Linked DNA regions of Mus musculus: region 2 is linked to region 1. Evidence: chromatin loops called from intact Hi-C (ENCODE). Cell type or tissue: heart. All regions are shown on one strand.

What was found. Hi-C counts contacts between places; a loop is a spot of excess contacts. Peaks named below come from ENCODE experiments on the same cell type or tissue, not always from the same donor. Only the 100,000 strongest peaks of a DNase experiment are listed, where the experiment ranks them.
Region 2: a loop joins it to region 1, with 2.8 times the contacts of the local background. A loop is called at or near these places in 13 of 42 quality-filtered maps.

Annotation. Positions count from the first base shown.
Region 1 is chr6:5,106,382-5,114,381 of GRCm38, forward strand. It overlaps Ppp1r9a (protein phosphatase 1, regulatory subunit 9A), which reads left to right. Exons shown (of 16, transcript NM_001363809.1): 8 at 4,619-4,672; 9 at 7,220-7,449. Among named protein-coding and RNA genes, the nearest start is that of Gm46949, 44 kb to the right of the region's middle. In heart, a CTCF peak has its summit at 4,221; a DNase peak (open chromatin) is centred at 4,220; H3K4me3 peaks cover 775 bases; H3K27ac peaks cover 3,228 bases.
Region 2 is chr6:4,743,166-4,751,165 of GRCm38, forward strand. Sgce (sarcoglycan, epsilon) reads right to left here and starts at 4,039. Exons shown (of 11, transcript NM_011360.3): 1 at 3,815-4,039. The coding sequence starts at 3,923. Peg10 (paternally expressed 10) reads left to right here and starts at 4,141. Exons shown (of 2, transcript NM_130877.2): 1 at 4,141-4,413. In heart, CTCF peaks have their summits at 4,001 and 6,307; DNase peaks (open chromatin) are centred at 3,996, 5,146 and 6,106; H3K4me3 peaks cover 4,421 bases; H3K27ac peaks cover 4,242 bases.

The DNA of each region.
Region 1 (8,000 bases):
GGACACATGGTAATAACTGTACCCATGGACCCATGGTGATAACTGTACCCATGGACACATGGTGATAACTGTACCCATGGACACATGGTGATAACTGTACCCATGGACACATGGTGATAACTGTACCCATGAACACATGGTGATAACTGCACCCATGGACACATGGTGATAACTGCACCCATGGACACATGGTGATAACTGCACCCATGGACACATGGATTTGCTTATTTTGTCTTCAGTACTTTGAAGTCTCAAAGTGAGACACGTAATTTCAGCAAGTGTGTCATCTGTAATCACAAATCTGAAGATCCCCGTTTCATTCCAAGAACTGTGAGGAGAAAGCAGAGCTCGCTGGGCATGGTGAGCAGTGCAACTCTCTCCCGTTCCCTTTGCTCTGAGATCTACAGCTCCATGTGTGAAGCAGATCAGCACCCTCCTGACTTCCTTTCTGGCTCTGACAGCTGCCTCTGAGCAAATGTGAGATGCCAGGGAAGGGAGAGGCGCTGCCCTGAGGTCTCAGTGTGGCAGGAAAGTAGAAGCTGTCCACCTTTTGCACTGGCTGGAAAGGTTCTCCACCCACTAAGGGCGGTGCCAGAATGTGTCCTACCATCAAATGAAGCCTGGAGCTCACTGCCTGGTCAATCCCTACCGCTCCTTTCCAGGCACTTTATCTCACTTGGCACTTTACATTGAGATAGACTTCTCTCTCCTTTTTTCATTGAGCTGTGTTTGTTTTGATTTTCTTTTGCTTGTGTGTGAGTGTATATGTGCTGTATACACACATGTATGCGCAGATGCACATGCTTGTGTGTGAGTGTATGTGTGCTGTATACACACATGTATGCGCAGATGCACATGCTTGTGTGTGAGTGTATGTGTGCTGTATACACACATGTATGCGCAGATGCACATGCTTGTGTGTGAGTGTATGTGTGCTGTATACACACATGTATGCACAGATGCACATGCTTACAAGCCAGAGGACATCCAGTGTTCTGCTCTGTCTGTTACCCACCCCCACCCCAGCCATTCCCTTGAGACGGGGTCTCTCACTAACCCTGAAGCTGAGTCAACAGCACATCACAAGGATCCTGTCTCATGTCCTCCTCTGCCAGAGCCCTGGGGCCACAGGGAGCCCGCCACTGAGCATGGCCCGGTGTTTTGTTTTGTTTTGTTTTTTTTTTTTTTGCGGGGGGAGGGGGGGTCTTTTCTATTTTTTCCAATTTTTATTAGGTATTTTCTTCATTTACATTTCAAATGCTATCCCAAAAGTCCCCCATACCCTCCCCCCCCACCCTGCTCCCCTACCCACCCACTCCCACTTCTTGGCCCTGGCGTTCCCCTGTACTGAGGCATATAAAGTTTGCAGGACCAATGGGCCTCTCTTTGCAGTGATGGCCGACTAGGCCATCTTTTGATACATATGCAGCTAGAGTCAAGAGCTCCGGGGTACTGGTTAGTTCATAATGTTGTTCCGCCTATAGGGTTGCAGATCCCTTTAGCTCCTTGGATACTTTCTCTAGCTCCTCCATTGGGAGCCCTGTGATCCATCCAATAGCTGACTGTGAGCATCCACTTCTGTGTTTGCCAGGCCCCGGCCTAGCCTCACAAGAGACAGCTATATCGGGTCCTTTCAGCAAAATCTTGCTGGCGTATTGCAATAGTGTCTGTGCTTGGTGACTAATTATGCTCAGTGTTTTTAATGTGGGTGCTGGAGATCCAGGCTCAGGTCCTTACAGGCTAGCAACAAATCCTCTGACCCACGCAGACATCTTCCTAGCCACTAAATAGCTTGAGCTCCTGTCCCTGTGAACAGTTTGGCTTGGCTTGGCTTTTTGTTTGTTGGGTTTTTTGTTTGTTTGTTTGTTCGTTTTGTTTTTTAGTTTCTGCCCTTCGGATTGAAAGTTGTTCTGACTGACTTCCTGGGTGGGAAGTAGAGAAGAGAGAGGCTGAGTCAGAGTGGATCCTCTCTTTACAGGGCTGAGGTATCCCCACCACAGCTTTGGTAGCCAGAACTGCTAGTACCAGCGAAAACAAATCTGCTTTTGTTGTTAGGGGAAGCCAAAGTCTAAAAACTGTGTGATTTAAGTCTGTGAAAAATAAACTCGAGACTAAATAAAGCCATCTATGTGGAAGGTTCACTGACAAGGGGAGCTGTGAGTTGTTACCTCTTTAGCAGTAAGCAGATGCTTATTTTTAAAGGAGCTGTAATCACAGTCTGAGAGATGTAACCAACACGTTGCTCATTAATAACCACATTCTGAGAATCCAAGCAGCCTTGTTAGAGGTTTGCCCTGCGCTCAGTTCACCACCCTGGTGGGGACCTTCTGACCAGGTTGAGTTACGACTCCACCAGCTAATTGCAGCTTGTTTTGCATATGTAGTTCCCTGAAATAAAACCCACTTTTGTTGGAAAAAAAAAAAAAAACAACCAAAACCAAAGCACCATCTATTAAGCTTAGAAAAAGATGGCAAAGATTTGCCACTGCTACATTTTAATAACATCATATATCTTCAAAAACACCTCCAGCTCCATTAGCTCCCTGCAGACAAAACAGGCCTCAGTCCAGTGCATAAACGATAGAAAAAAGTCTACACAGTGCAGAAACCGTTTCTCAGAGTTGTGTGTGAATTCCAGGCAGGCTGCCCTGGTGCCACGAGAGCCGATAATGTTGCTCTTATCTGATAGAAAATGTCTGGTTCTAGAGCACTCTTAAAACTCCCCTGCAAAGATAATATTTTTCACTTCCAAAATATTTTCCACGCCTGCACAGGCTAAGTGGAGTGCTGCAGGTGATGCTGACGAGGCTTCTGCCTGCCCCTTTCTGGTAGTCACACGTAGACATTTTGATTCAGTTACAGTTAGTCGTGTGCGTGTGCGTGTGCGTGTGTGTGTGTGTGTGTGTGTGTGTGTGTGTGTGCGCGCGCGCGTTCTTACTGAAAGCTATAAACAGAGCCCACACTCAGATTAGTTTAAACAACAGAGTAGATATTTTTGTTAGTAATGGATGGGAAAAAAATCATCCAGGCATATGAATTTGCTTTATTCTCTAAGAATATAATACCTCTGGAAAATAATTCCTTGTGGTTGTATATACATTTCCATGTTGTATATTAAAGAATATTCTTTTGTGGCTTTATTCTTGAGTGGCAGGTTATCATGGCTGTTTATTTGAGAGAGGTGTGTGGGGGGGTGTTATCTTTACAGCATCTTGCCTAGAGCCCCTCAGTAGATGCTTATAAAGTTCATCTTTAATTTTTTAGAGAAATGGCACAAGATCAGAACCTAGATATCCAAGATCTAATCCAGTTCTAGTGTTGGTTTTTTTTGTACAGTTAGGTTGATCATTTGCTCTGAGCCTCAGTTTCCCCACATCGCTGTACTCACTAAGGGATCAGGATTTCTGGTGAGCACAAAAGACCTCTGCCAGTATTTTTCACTGAGAAAGCTTGGTGTAGTTTCCTTGCCTGGCACACTCACACTTTGGGTATCTGCTAATGGCATCTGAGTGAGACGGACCACTAAGATTGTGGCATAAAACCAAGAAACCCAGATTCGGTACAGTCCTAACTCCGAAGTACTTTGGACAAAAAAAAAAGGGGGGGGGGTGAGATGGTGGGATGTGGTCTTCAGTAACTTTGTGGCAAACCAATTTAGGATTCAGCATAACCAAAAGAAACAGTGCCACCTGCATCACTTAGTGGCTGTGCTCAGCTGCAGAGCAGAAAATGTTCATGGGCTTGGCTGCAAAGTGTCTCCCTCCCCAGACCCTCCACTGGGCTGTTTGGACCTATAAAACCGGGAGAATTGGGAATTTCAAAAACATCCTTCCCATCAAAAACATCCAGAGAACAAATTGTGAACCTGTAAACTGTTTTCCCTAAATTCAAGGGTGTTTAGCCCTTAAAGAAATGAATGACCCCTAGAAGGAAAACAGTCGTGGTCGGGGAGGGAGTGGGGGCGGGGGAGTAAAGCAAACAAATGGCAAAGACCACTATTGTGTTGTAAAGAAAATGCTTTGGGGCTTGGAGTCTTTATACAGGTAGATCTTTTGGAAGGCAGAATTTTGAATCTGTACCTTTCCTGCGGTTAAAAAGGAACACAAACGGAAAACAAACCGGAGATTTCTGTGCCACTGCGTCCCACTCCTTCCTCTGCTGCAGAGCTGCTCTGCGGAATGTGAGAGCGACTCACAGAGCCACAGCGCCACCTTTCTGCACGATGTGGGAATGACTCTTCACACTGTGCGAGGCCTGTTGACTGGCTGGCTCAAGCCATTCTGTGGGCGAGCCTCAGGAAGGAAACAGCTCCTGGACGCTCAGATCGTAAAGGCAGAGCAGCAGAGGCCAAGAAATGAGTTTTCTTTTCTTTGGCCCCTTAGCAATTAAACTGGTAACTTAATCGGATATTAGGGACCGTGAGTCATAAACCCTATGTTTAATTAGTTTGCACCCACTGAGTCATTTTACATGCTAGACATTTGTAATTACAACCTGCTGCAATGCAGCAGGGTCCTGAGCATTTTTTTAATTGTGTCATAAGATATTCTTCTCGCTGCTGAGTCTTTAAAAATATAGAAACACTCTTAGTTGAGATGTTTTTCTTTTCAATTTTCAGTTGCAAATCAAACATGCAGTTACAGAAGCAGAGATTCAAAAATTGAAGACCAAGGTAAGCACCGCTCCGTGGTGTTTGAATTGTACTCTTTAAACTTCAGATACTCTGGGAGTAATGGATTTGCTCCCGTGCACTTGAGAGCATATTTCCATGAGATGGTCATTTCCAACATTAAGTACATCGATGGACCTGTCTTGAGACTGAGCATAACCGCACATAACCAGAGAAGGCCACAGGGCACTTGGTGTTTTAAGTAGATTTAAACTGTTTAGTCTCTCTGAAATTTCATTAAAAATAATATTTTTAATGGCTCAAGCATCTGTGTATTAATTTCTAAAATATAAGCTGGTATAGCAAATCTCCTTTCTGTCATTTACCTTATAATAATTTCAGCTAATTTACTGGAAGCAATGTATTGTTTTAATGTGGAACATTAATTTCTTTTTAGGAAAAACTTCCCATGTCTAAGAAGTAAAGTTATAAGCTCATTCTATGCATTGTGTAATTAATTTAGATTCAGCTGCTACTGGAAATCTTGAGATATACTCACTTCACATTATTTAAATTTGTTGAAGAGAAAAATATTAATAAAAGAAAATATTTTTAATCTCTATGAAATAGTGAGACATCAAAGGAAACTGTAAAATTCTTGTACAAGATACAGTTCTAGCTATTGTTGTTCATTTCTATCAAATGTATGTTTTCAGAGACTTAAAAATATCTTCAGTTGCTTTCAAACGATGCTGTATTGTTTCCATAGTCTTTTTAAAATTACAAAATAATTATTGCCTACGTCGAGTGATCTGTTTTCTGATTCACAGTGAATACATGCTTTGGGTTTTCCATGTGTTTTAAATGGAGATGAGTTAGCTGGTTAAATGGAGATGAGTTAGCTGGTTAAATGGAGATGAGTTAGCTGGTTAAGTGGAGATGAGTTAGCTGGCTACTTTGGTTAAGTGGCATTCCTGACTAATACGCTCTGGAGCTCTCTAGTCAAAGCTTATTTCAGCATCATTCATGGTGTCCGCGGCGCACCGTGAATTTTAAGTTTAAAGCTAGCAGGGCTGGTACCTAAACAACTGCTATAAAGCATTCATTAAAGATGCTGTAAAAAACCAAGCCCTTTTTATCTGAAAACTGTTTTTTGACTTTAAAAAGCAGATCTTATAAACTGTTGGTTACAAATAGGGAAAAGAGCCCCTGTGTTTATAAATGCTCCCATAGACAGGCTTAGGCATTTATTTATGAAGAATTAATTTAGAAAAGTCTACAAATTACTATTTTATATTTTCCTTTTAGGTTGGTATATGATAACACTTGAAAACATGTGATTATTATCAATGTTATATAGATTTCTTCACTTCAGTGTTTGGGACTAATCTTTACTTTGTAACCTCTTGTCCACATGTATTTAGTAAAATACTTTTCACAAAACTATTCTTGTGACATAGAAATGTGTACATTTGTGTGAATGTGTATCTCCATTTGTTCAATGCTCTATAGAATGGGGATGTCATTTGAACCTTGATAGCTTTGTACGTAGAAAGGGTAGACAGAGTAGCAAGGTGAAGAGAACGTGGTTGTCAGGGCAATTTAAACCCTCATCTGAAACTCAGTGTCATGAGTTCTGTATTAAGAGCAGCGCTGGACCGGCTTCCTCTTTCCTGGACTCTATAACCAAGAGGCCCAGAAAAAAAAACTGCACTCTGTGTTTCTAAGAACTTCCAGAGACAGAAACTACACAGAGCTGTCTTTTTGATCCGTTGGAGGGATTTAAATTAACAGGACAACTATTAATGCCTTTATTTTTTCCCTGTCTTTTATACATAGTATAAAGTAAGGTTTGAAAAGCTGTAGATGTATTTAACACTCCCTGTGATATACTGAGTGACAGAATGTGTTCATGTCAGTTGAAATCAACAACCTAGAAACATCCCCCAAAGGGTTAAAAGCACAGTAACAGGAGCTGACTCTCTCAAATGGTTAGGGTGCCCACGAGGTGTTGCAAGGATGCAGAGTGGTGAGAGCACAGGTGCCCTCTGACTCTAAGGGCACCTGAGTCACCACCCGAGACACAGGTGGTAACTCTTAGAAGCCTGAACCTCGTGCCCACGTGTTGAGGAGAACAACCCATAAGCTAAGTCCCTTCCTCACCATTAGTGCCTTTGCTTCTGCTCCTTTCCCACCCCCGCTCCCTTCTTAATTAATCATCAACTTCCTGTCCTACTCTTTATTTAACGTGCTTTCAAACAACGTGTGTCAACATTTAGTGGACCTAATCAGTGATGCGCTAGACACCATTTCCTGCTTGCAGTATTTCAAACGGCATGCTAGCAAAGAGAGTTCATGGGAGTTCATGTCAGATTTGTGTTTGGTCTTTTATCAGATGGGTAACCTTGAGCAAATCATTTCTCTTTTCAAGCCTTCCGTTTTATCCTCTATGGATATGGAAAGAACAGTTGCTCTTCTCATCTTGAGCTGTTTTGATGACTGACTGATTGTATATAACAATAGGGTTTTATCTTAAAAAGCTAATAGTGTGGAGAGATGGTGCTACAGACATGCCCAAATTATTTTTGCCTTGACATTTGTTTTCTCCAGCTTCAAGCAGCCGAAAATGAGAAAGTAAGGTGGGAACTAGAAAAGAACCAACTGCAACAGAATATAGAAGAGAATAAAGAACGGATGCTGAAGTTGGAGAGCTACTGGATCGAGGCTCAGACATTATGTCATACGGTGAATGAGCATCTCAAAGAGACTCAGAGCCAGTACCAAGCCCTGGAAAAGAAATACAACAAAGCAAAGAAGCTGATCAAAGACTTCCAGCAAAAGTAAGTGCTCATAGTGAGCTAAGGGCAGCACAGGCACAGGGAGAGGAAGGCTTGTCCCCGGGTGTTTACACTAGTCAGAGGGGGCAGAAGGACAGGCCGGGCTGTCCCTGTCAGATCACAGCCATGGTGGATTAAGGGAGTAACTTTTCTCATGGGAACATTCTGGGTGTTGCTGTTTGACTCCGCCTGAGTGTCTGATAGCATTGAGACTTGTTGGTTCTTTTGGAAAGCATCTCTATGATTTAGGAGCCAGGAGTGCGGCTGAGCTTAGTCAGGATGCTTGGCTGACAGTTGGGCATGCTACATGCAGAAAAGGCTGGATGGGCCTCGTCTGTGTTCTTAAAATCAGTTTCCACAGACCTCGCCTCTACAGGCAGTGTGGACACTGACTTACAAGGCCTCCACACGAGCTGCGTTTCTCAGTACGACTGTCAGGGCCCCAGGTCACCACACTAAGGCAGACCCTTGCCATGCCCTGCTGTGAAATTTCAGTAGCTCTTTTCTGAGCTGTGCATCTTCCTCTCCTCCTCCTGGGTTTGACGTTACTGAGC
Region 2 (8,000 bases), 360 kb before region 1:
CATATGGAAAACAGGGGATAGGAACCAAAAACAGAGCAAAGTACAAAGGTTCCCTTCTAGCCCAAGTACAGAACAGACAAACCCAACCCGTGTCATCTGATTAGATGGGGTCCTTTTTCACACTGAGACTCTGAAATAAAATAAATAATAAACAGGATGTATATTTAGATGTTTAGAATAGAGACTATGAAAATGTAAAGATGAAAAAAAAAAAAGATCAGGTAGGATAGACTGTGTGGACAAACAGGACAAATAGAAAAGAAACGGAGTGTGGACTAATTGTGGAGGGAAAGAAGCATCATGTGTAAGCACTGTGCTTATCAGATCCACAAACAATCTGAGTATTTAACTTGAAACATTTTTAAAAACCCAGCATGTCTTTGCTGCTTTAGCCTTTTCTTTAAGGGTGATTTTCATCCATGGGAAACTAGTGTTTGAAGCTGAACTCGGGCTATCTGTCACACTCAGGTTATCTCTAGCCCGTTTTTATGGTGTGTTCATTGCCGTCTGTAAAGTCTGTGAGACAAGTGAAAATTCCAGCTGGCTGAGAGACATAATTTACTCCACAAATGAAGTTATGCTATATATACACAAGATAAACCAATAGCTGCTAGATTTATGGCAAGCTGTTATAATAACAGATTAAAAAAAAAAAAACCCAATTCAAACCTTAGTTACTCTTTCAAAAGTGAAATCTTTATCTTGTTTAGAAATGATTTACTCCTAGTACCCTAGAAGCTAAGCCAACTACAGGCAGAAAATAAGCACATTCATATCCATATCAATATCAATTTCTCATTAAAAAAGGATAAAATGCCCAAATAGGTAGTCTATTATTTGTCTTGTGAAATCTCTACCTTAGCTTTGAACTATAAACCTTCTTACTCCTCTAGAACTTATCCTAAATATAAGAGATAAATCAACAGCTTCATAGATACGGGGCAAATTGCCACAAAATAGGTAAAATGTATAAACAGAAGATGTGCGATGTCAAAATCCTGCTTAGTGTTAATACAGAGTTCTGTCACTCCACTCTGAACTAAAAATGGTGGTAAAGCAAGAGATGATAGCTCCTGAGCACTCTTCAAAAATGGATAAAATGTTCCAATACAAAGAGCAGCTAGTTACCTAGTGAAGTGAACGATGCATAGTAACACGGCGTAGCTTCACTCACCCTTGTGAAAAGCCGGCACAAAATAATCCACACGGGGGAAAAAAATCTTAAAAGTCACCTGGATAGTAAATACCATAAGTGCTTAAGATCTTATCTATCAATCTATCAGTATTAGGACATATTGGTATTTAATGTTAGTTAAATGCTCAAGTGTCAATTAATTTTGTCTATTCACTTAAATATTGTTTGTTCTTTCAGCTAGCAAGAAAGTTTTACCTAAACAGCTGCTATTGCCTTTTCCCTAGGAGAACTATAATTTGAATAAAGTTAAAAAAAAAAAAGGTGTATCAAGCATTAAAAAGCATCAAGGATATTGATCAGAATTATATCTCCATGTGATAATCCTGAGGCGGGGAGCCACGGCTCAGCTCGTTGGTTTGAAATACTTAGGTGTTGTTGCTGTTCATATACCTCAATCAGGAAATATTAATTTAATGTTGCTTATTTTTAAAGAAAATTGTAAAATTAGTATTATTTGATGCTCAAAATCCACTACTTGGAAAGAAAACAGGGGAAGAAATTAATTTGATTCAATATTTAATTTTGAGAAAAAAAAGTATATACAACCCTATAAAAACCCATATTCTTTAGATCCCTCTGTAAGCATAGAGGGAAGTCTGGAAGGGCAAACCGCACTTTGCCGACACCAGAGCAAGCCAAGGATGTCACAGGTGATCTTGGTTGCCTTAGTAAGGTACCTTCTGGAACTTGGACCATGAGAGAGAATTACTATTATTACACAAGTACCAACAAAGCCATATCTATTTTTTAGGCCGTCAATCAATCAAAAAATAAAAATACTGGCTAACATTTTGAAATGAAAAAGTCAAATAAATTTAAGCTCTGAAAGATGGGTGATTTTTAAAACTTGAATTTTCCTTACTTTTTAGATCCATGTTTTCTGTAAGTGTCAGTTTTTTAAAAGTGAACTCTTAAAAAGCTCTCAGTGAACAGCTTGGTGAATTAACTTTGAGGGTGAAAGAAATTGCTCGTAAGCATATGAGAGTCCCGCAGTCACCGGAACAGGGACTGTTAAATAAACATTGTTTTAAAATCCTGGAATCAGTCTGTCTTGCAGAAAAGGATAAACACTTTTAAATTAAAAGTAATGATTATGTTCGCCCAATTTCCTAGATAAATGTCCTTTGCTCTTGGAAATCTGCACTTATTTATTTCTGGAGGTCAACATTTAATTTCTAATAAGTAGATTCCCAGGAAATGAATGAGTTTTGCTTAGTGCTAAAAAGCTTAATGCTTTGTACAGCGCAGGGTCCTGTCGTTCACAATGGGTCAAAGTCTTGTTTTTCCTTTAAGGAAAAAAAATGCTGCAGAAGTATTGCTGAAATATGCTCAGTTTTAGTCTTTAAAAAACAAATATGTTTCATCTGTGATTTATAAATCTAACTCAGTTGTAGACAATTTGATTTTCCTTTTAACCTTAACTTTTTTGACAAAGATTAGCAACAGATTGTTAATTTTCTCAGCACCTAAGACTTTGAGCAGCTTAGGTGGGAATCCGAATTAAGGTTTTATTTAACATCCTTTCCCAGTCAGTATTTGAATGCCTTGTTCCTTTGCAAATTTCTCTAACAAAACAACAACAACAAACAAACAAACAAAAAAAATTTACAGGTTTATGTTTCAAGCCAAGGAAATGCTTGGAGCTGAGTCTCGGTGACCTGTTTCAAAGGTTTGAACCTACAGTTACTGCTCCCCAAAACATTCATTCACCCACAAGATTTAGAAACATAAAACGGCGCGGGGTGGGGGGGGAAGCTGAGGTCTCCGTGTAAACCTCACAAAGTCCGTAGCTGAAGGCTTCCAAAGCCCGCCAAGAACATTGGAAGCATCCACAGCTGTTTTCAATTGTTCTTGCTTTCCCTTCGTAACGTATTTAGTAGGGCAATGGGTGCTGTTTGCAGCATCTCTGGCCCCCAGCCATGGTTGACCCTGACCTGCACACCGCCGTTTGGCTCCCAGAATTTCATGATCCTGCTTCCGTGTTCGGTAAAACCTAAGGAAAAATCAGGTTCGCGCCACCAGGAAATATGCTTTAAAAAAAAAAAAAAAAAAAAAGCGCGCGGGGGGGGGGGGGCTTCGATCTTTTAAATGTCACATTTTGGTGGTCTTTTTCTCTCTCAACCAGATCCCAGAAAATGAGAAAAGATGTACATCTTTGTGTAAGAGAGAAAGCAGCTGGCCAGACATGTCCTTTGGTTCACATCTAGGCCAGGGAGTCTCAATTGTGGGATAAAACCCCCATCCCCACCCCGAGGGGCAACGACCCCCCAAGTCTGTTTCAGGGATCAGAAGATGTCCACCACTAGGCTGGGGGGGCGAGGAGGGGCGCCCTTCTTAATGGAAACTGGAGCTGAATTCCTGCCCTGCTGGACAGGGAGGGGCCGTGGGGGTGCAGAGAGAAAGAGAAGGCCAGGGGTCAAGCCTGGGGAGGGACCCACTTGGCCCAAAAGGTGGGCTGCAGGGTGTCCTGAAAGAGGGGTGCTGTGAGGGGGAGGCATTGGGCATAGAGCGGGACTAGCACCCTTTGGGCACGCCCTGGTACCCCGGAACCCGAGTGGGGGAGTGTGAGGCGGCGGCCTGTGGGCCCCTGAACCTCCATGTCGCGCGCAGGCCACTAACCTGTCAGTAAGAATGTGCCAGTGGTCGCGGGGCTCATCTTGAGTGTCCCCCGACCCTTTCCCGTCCAAGCACAAGGGTCTCCCAGCTCCCACCACCAGAATAATAGCATTCTTGGCCTGCCTAAGCCAACCGTCCTCGATCCTCCCCTCCCCTCCCTTTCTTTTTTTCCTCCCAGCTTGGCCAGTTCAGCATCGCGCACCCCCCCTTCCTGAGCCCATGCTGCCCCTAGCGGCGGGCCAAAGCAGTGCATGCCGCGCCCCCACCCCATCCCCCAAGGCGCCCGCCCACGCGCCCCCCTCCGCCCCCGCTGCTCGCGAAGCACGCTGGGATTTGGCGCCCCCCCTCCTAGGATCTCTCTATATAAGGCAAGCAGTCCGGACTCCCGATACACGCGTTTCCAACTTGAGTTGGTGTGTGTCGAAGAATCCTGACCAACTACGACCTGGGGAGAGCAGCCAACCGAGAAGGTCCACCGAGCCTCGCCTAGGTCTGCTGCGCGGGCTGCGGTCCGGAGCCTTCTCCGGACCGCGGTCACCCAGTGGACCGGGCCGTCGCGGGACCCCTCATCCTTCGTGGCATCGCAGAGGAATCCTCGTGTGGTGAGTATGGTTAGGATTTTTTTTTTTTTTTTAACTCCAAGAAAACGGTCACACGCAATCCCCGTTTTACATCGGGAGCTGCGGGAGATAAAAGTAGCGCCCCCCAAAATATCTCCTCGCAAATTTTGTCAAGCCTTCAGTGGCCAGATCCTGAGACGAGAGCGTGGAAAGCAAGTCTTCACGGCTTCGGGTCCGCGAATTCGGTTTCCACGACTCGCGTCCAGAAATGGTCGGTAGACACATGAGCTGCGGACAGCGATGAGCTGCAGACGCACATGAGCTACTGACCGAATTGTGATGAGCTCCCCAAATACGCTGCAAAGTGACTGGCTCTGCACTCTTAAGTGCCGCGCTACGAACGGATTGCACTGCAGACGGCCGCGTCTTGCGCTGTGATAAACTAACGGGCGCTTCATGCGCTACAAAATCCTAATAGGCGCTTCATGCGCTACAAAATACTCATAGGCGCTTCATGCGCTACAAAATACTCATAGGCGCTTCATGCGCTACAAAATACTCATAGGCGCTTCATGCGCTACAAAATACTCATAGGCACTTCACACGCTACGAACTGATGGGCGCTTCATGCGCTTCGCTGTACTAATGGGCGCTTCATGTGCTACGATGTACTAATGAGCGCTTAATGCGCTTCGCTGTACTAATGGGCGCGCCATGCGCTTCACTGTACTAATGGGCGCTTCATGCGCTTCAGCGTACGAACGAGCAAATGAAACGGGCGAACAGGCGAACCTGTGAACGGGGCGAACGGGGCGCTTCATGCGCCACAAACCAGCCCGAACTACGGTGATACCCAAAACCGATTCGTGTTTCACGTATTCAATTTGGAAAGCTGCAGGAGAGTAACCAAACGCAAAAGCGCAACAAGAGTGAATTTAGAAAATGCGCTACAAACTGCGGCACAGGCATAAGACCTGCAGCCTCTTAAGTGACACAGAAAGTAGCGTTGGGAAGACGAGAGAACGTATCTCTCCTTGGTGAGGGGACAACACAGTTCACCTTTCGGGTCAAAACTGGCTCCGTTTTCCTGTCGGACGGCTATCTGCATGATGGTGGTGGTGCTGGTGGTAAACAAAATGGAGCCCTGGGAGGCCAAAATTGGTTTTAACATTCTGCCCACGTAACTCCTGCTTATGGCAGTGGAGTGGAGGGGTGCTGGATTTTGGAGATGGCGGAATGGCCTGCCTTGTCTAGTGGTGATTGATTGAGGTGACGGTGACGGTGCACTGGACTTGGGGACACGAATGGGTGTCCAGCAACAGTTTGTGGAAACTGTCCGGTTTTCTGGGTGGGCACGAAGCCAAGGTGGGAGGTGGGAGATGATGGGAGGTGGGAGATGATGGGAGGTGGGAGATGATGGGACGGTGGGAGGTGGGGGATTCACTCTTGCTGCACGGAAGGGATCTGGTGGTTGGGAGCTGGTGGGAGGGGTCTGGGGAGGTAGGGGGGCGGGGGGAGGCATGCAGTCATTCTGCAGCCCTGTTGTAGCCAGTCTCAGACCTGCCCCGCCCATCTAGCCTTGCCTCATCTGCAGAGAGGCCGCGCGCCTCGCCTGTCGCGCGCTTTTCCAGAACATGCTTCCACAGGCCCAACCTCCCAAGTGCTGACGCCTTAGAGCCAGCCTACCTGGTCCCCACCCCCAAGGCCCGCCTCCTCTGAGGTGGCCTGCCTAGCCCCCGCCCCCAAGGCCCCGCCTCTCTTACTGTTCAGCTCCTCCCAGAGCTCCTCCAAGGTGGCCCAGAGCCCCGCCTTCCCCCAGCCTGCTTGCGCCTGCGCAATGCGGGCTGCAACCCCTCCCTTCAGGTTTGCCTCCAGTGCGCATGTGCGCCTCTGCCTGTCTGAGCCTGGCTGCACAGCCCCGCCTCCCTGCGGTTTCTCTGTTGCGCGGTTTTATTTTTTGTCCACAGGTGTCTAGTAAATAGAAGAATAATAAGAATAATTAACAACAATAATAATAAGTATACCTAACATGCATAAGCACTTTTAATAAGTGCATTGCATTATTAAATAAAAAGATCCCACAATTAAAACTCCTGATAGTGGGGGATATGGGAACTTTTAAAAAGGCCTAACTGATGCCTTGAAGCAATGAAGGCAATTACTTATTTTAAATTAAAAATTAAATTTAAAAATATTTTCATATTTAATTATTTGATCAAGACACCATTGGACTTCCTGGAATTAAATGCTTTGGAAAATACAAAGCCAGAGGTGACTAGCACTGTGTTTCTTAGGAGTTTTCAGGGGCTTTAGTGTCATGGCTTGGCTTCTGAGAGAGATGTTTGTTAGAATAGAAAAGGTTTGTCATTGTTGTTGTTGTTGTTTTTGTTATTTCTTAAACATTCTAGGTGATTAGCCCTGGCTGACCTGCCTACATATAGTAAAGTGTGCTTGGCACATAGTAAGGATTTATTAAATGTGTGTTAAATGGCCAGAATAAATTAATTATTCATTGTCTTGCTGCGGGACTTCAAGTTTTTTGAAATTTTGTTCCTTTTTCTTAAGGAGCTTTGCTGTCCTGAGTTGAGTTGCTGGCCCTTTTGAAAACACATTTAAAAGTTTCTTTTTAAAAAAGTATGGTTTTGAACTTCAGTATTGTAAGCTGTAATTATAATATGAACCAACTAAATTATATTCCAAATAACTAGCTTTTTTCATAAAAAGCTAATTATTTGTTATCCCAAGTAATTAGCTTTTTTCATAAAAAGCTAATTATTTGGTGTCCCAAGTAATTAGCTTTTTTCATAAAAAGCTAATTTAAATTTGGGGCAAGTGGGTTATTAATGCTACATATTGACATTTCAAATTCATGTGATATAACAGGGTGGTTACATTGCAGGACAGAAATGGTTACAACTGGCTTAATTAAACATCTGTGTAATTTACAGAGAAGCCAAATAGAAATGTTTCTAAATTAATGAAGAAATTAAAAAAAAAAAATCTGGTTCCATATTATTTACTATGAGCCAGAGTTTTGTTAAAGAGAGAAATAGGGGGCTTTTGCTCCCCCAATCTCCTGCCTTCCTAGTGCCCCTCCCTAGTGTATAACTATCTGTGGGAAATATATGCTTATAATTACAGCTTGAAATGCATGCTTTGCTTTGGGAATTTTATCTGCATATTAAAGAGATTCAAAACATTGGAAAATATATGCAAATTACATTTCACAGATAATTCACATAATATTAAGAAAATGAGATATATAAAATTTCAAAGCAACTAAAAGTTCCTTAATGGTGTTTCATTTCATAATGAGACATTTACATATGATTTACTGTTGTTGCTCTTTGTGTTGGGGGAATTAAAAATACTTTGAAGAAGTCATTGTAAAGGGTTAATAATTAATCAGATGTATTTATTTATTTATTCTTAACTGATTAAAACTTAATGATCATATATGAAGATGGTCCTCTCTCAAGCAGCTGGCTTATACAGTGTGAACTTTCAGTTCTCAGGAATGAGATCTCAGCAGCCTCATCCCCACACCCAGTCCAGCCCTTTAAGAGGGGTTTTGAGGAGCCCCAATTTTTAAATCAAATTAAAATGAAGGCAAAGTGCTCCTTGCCTGT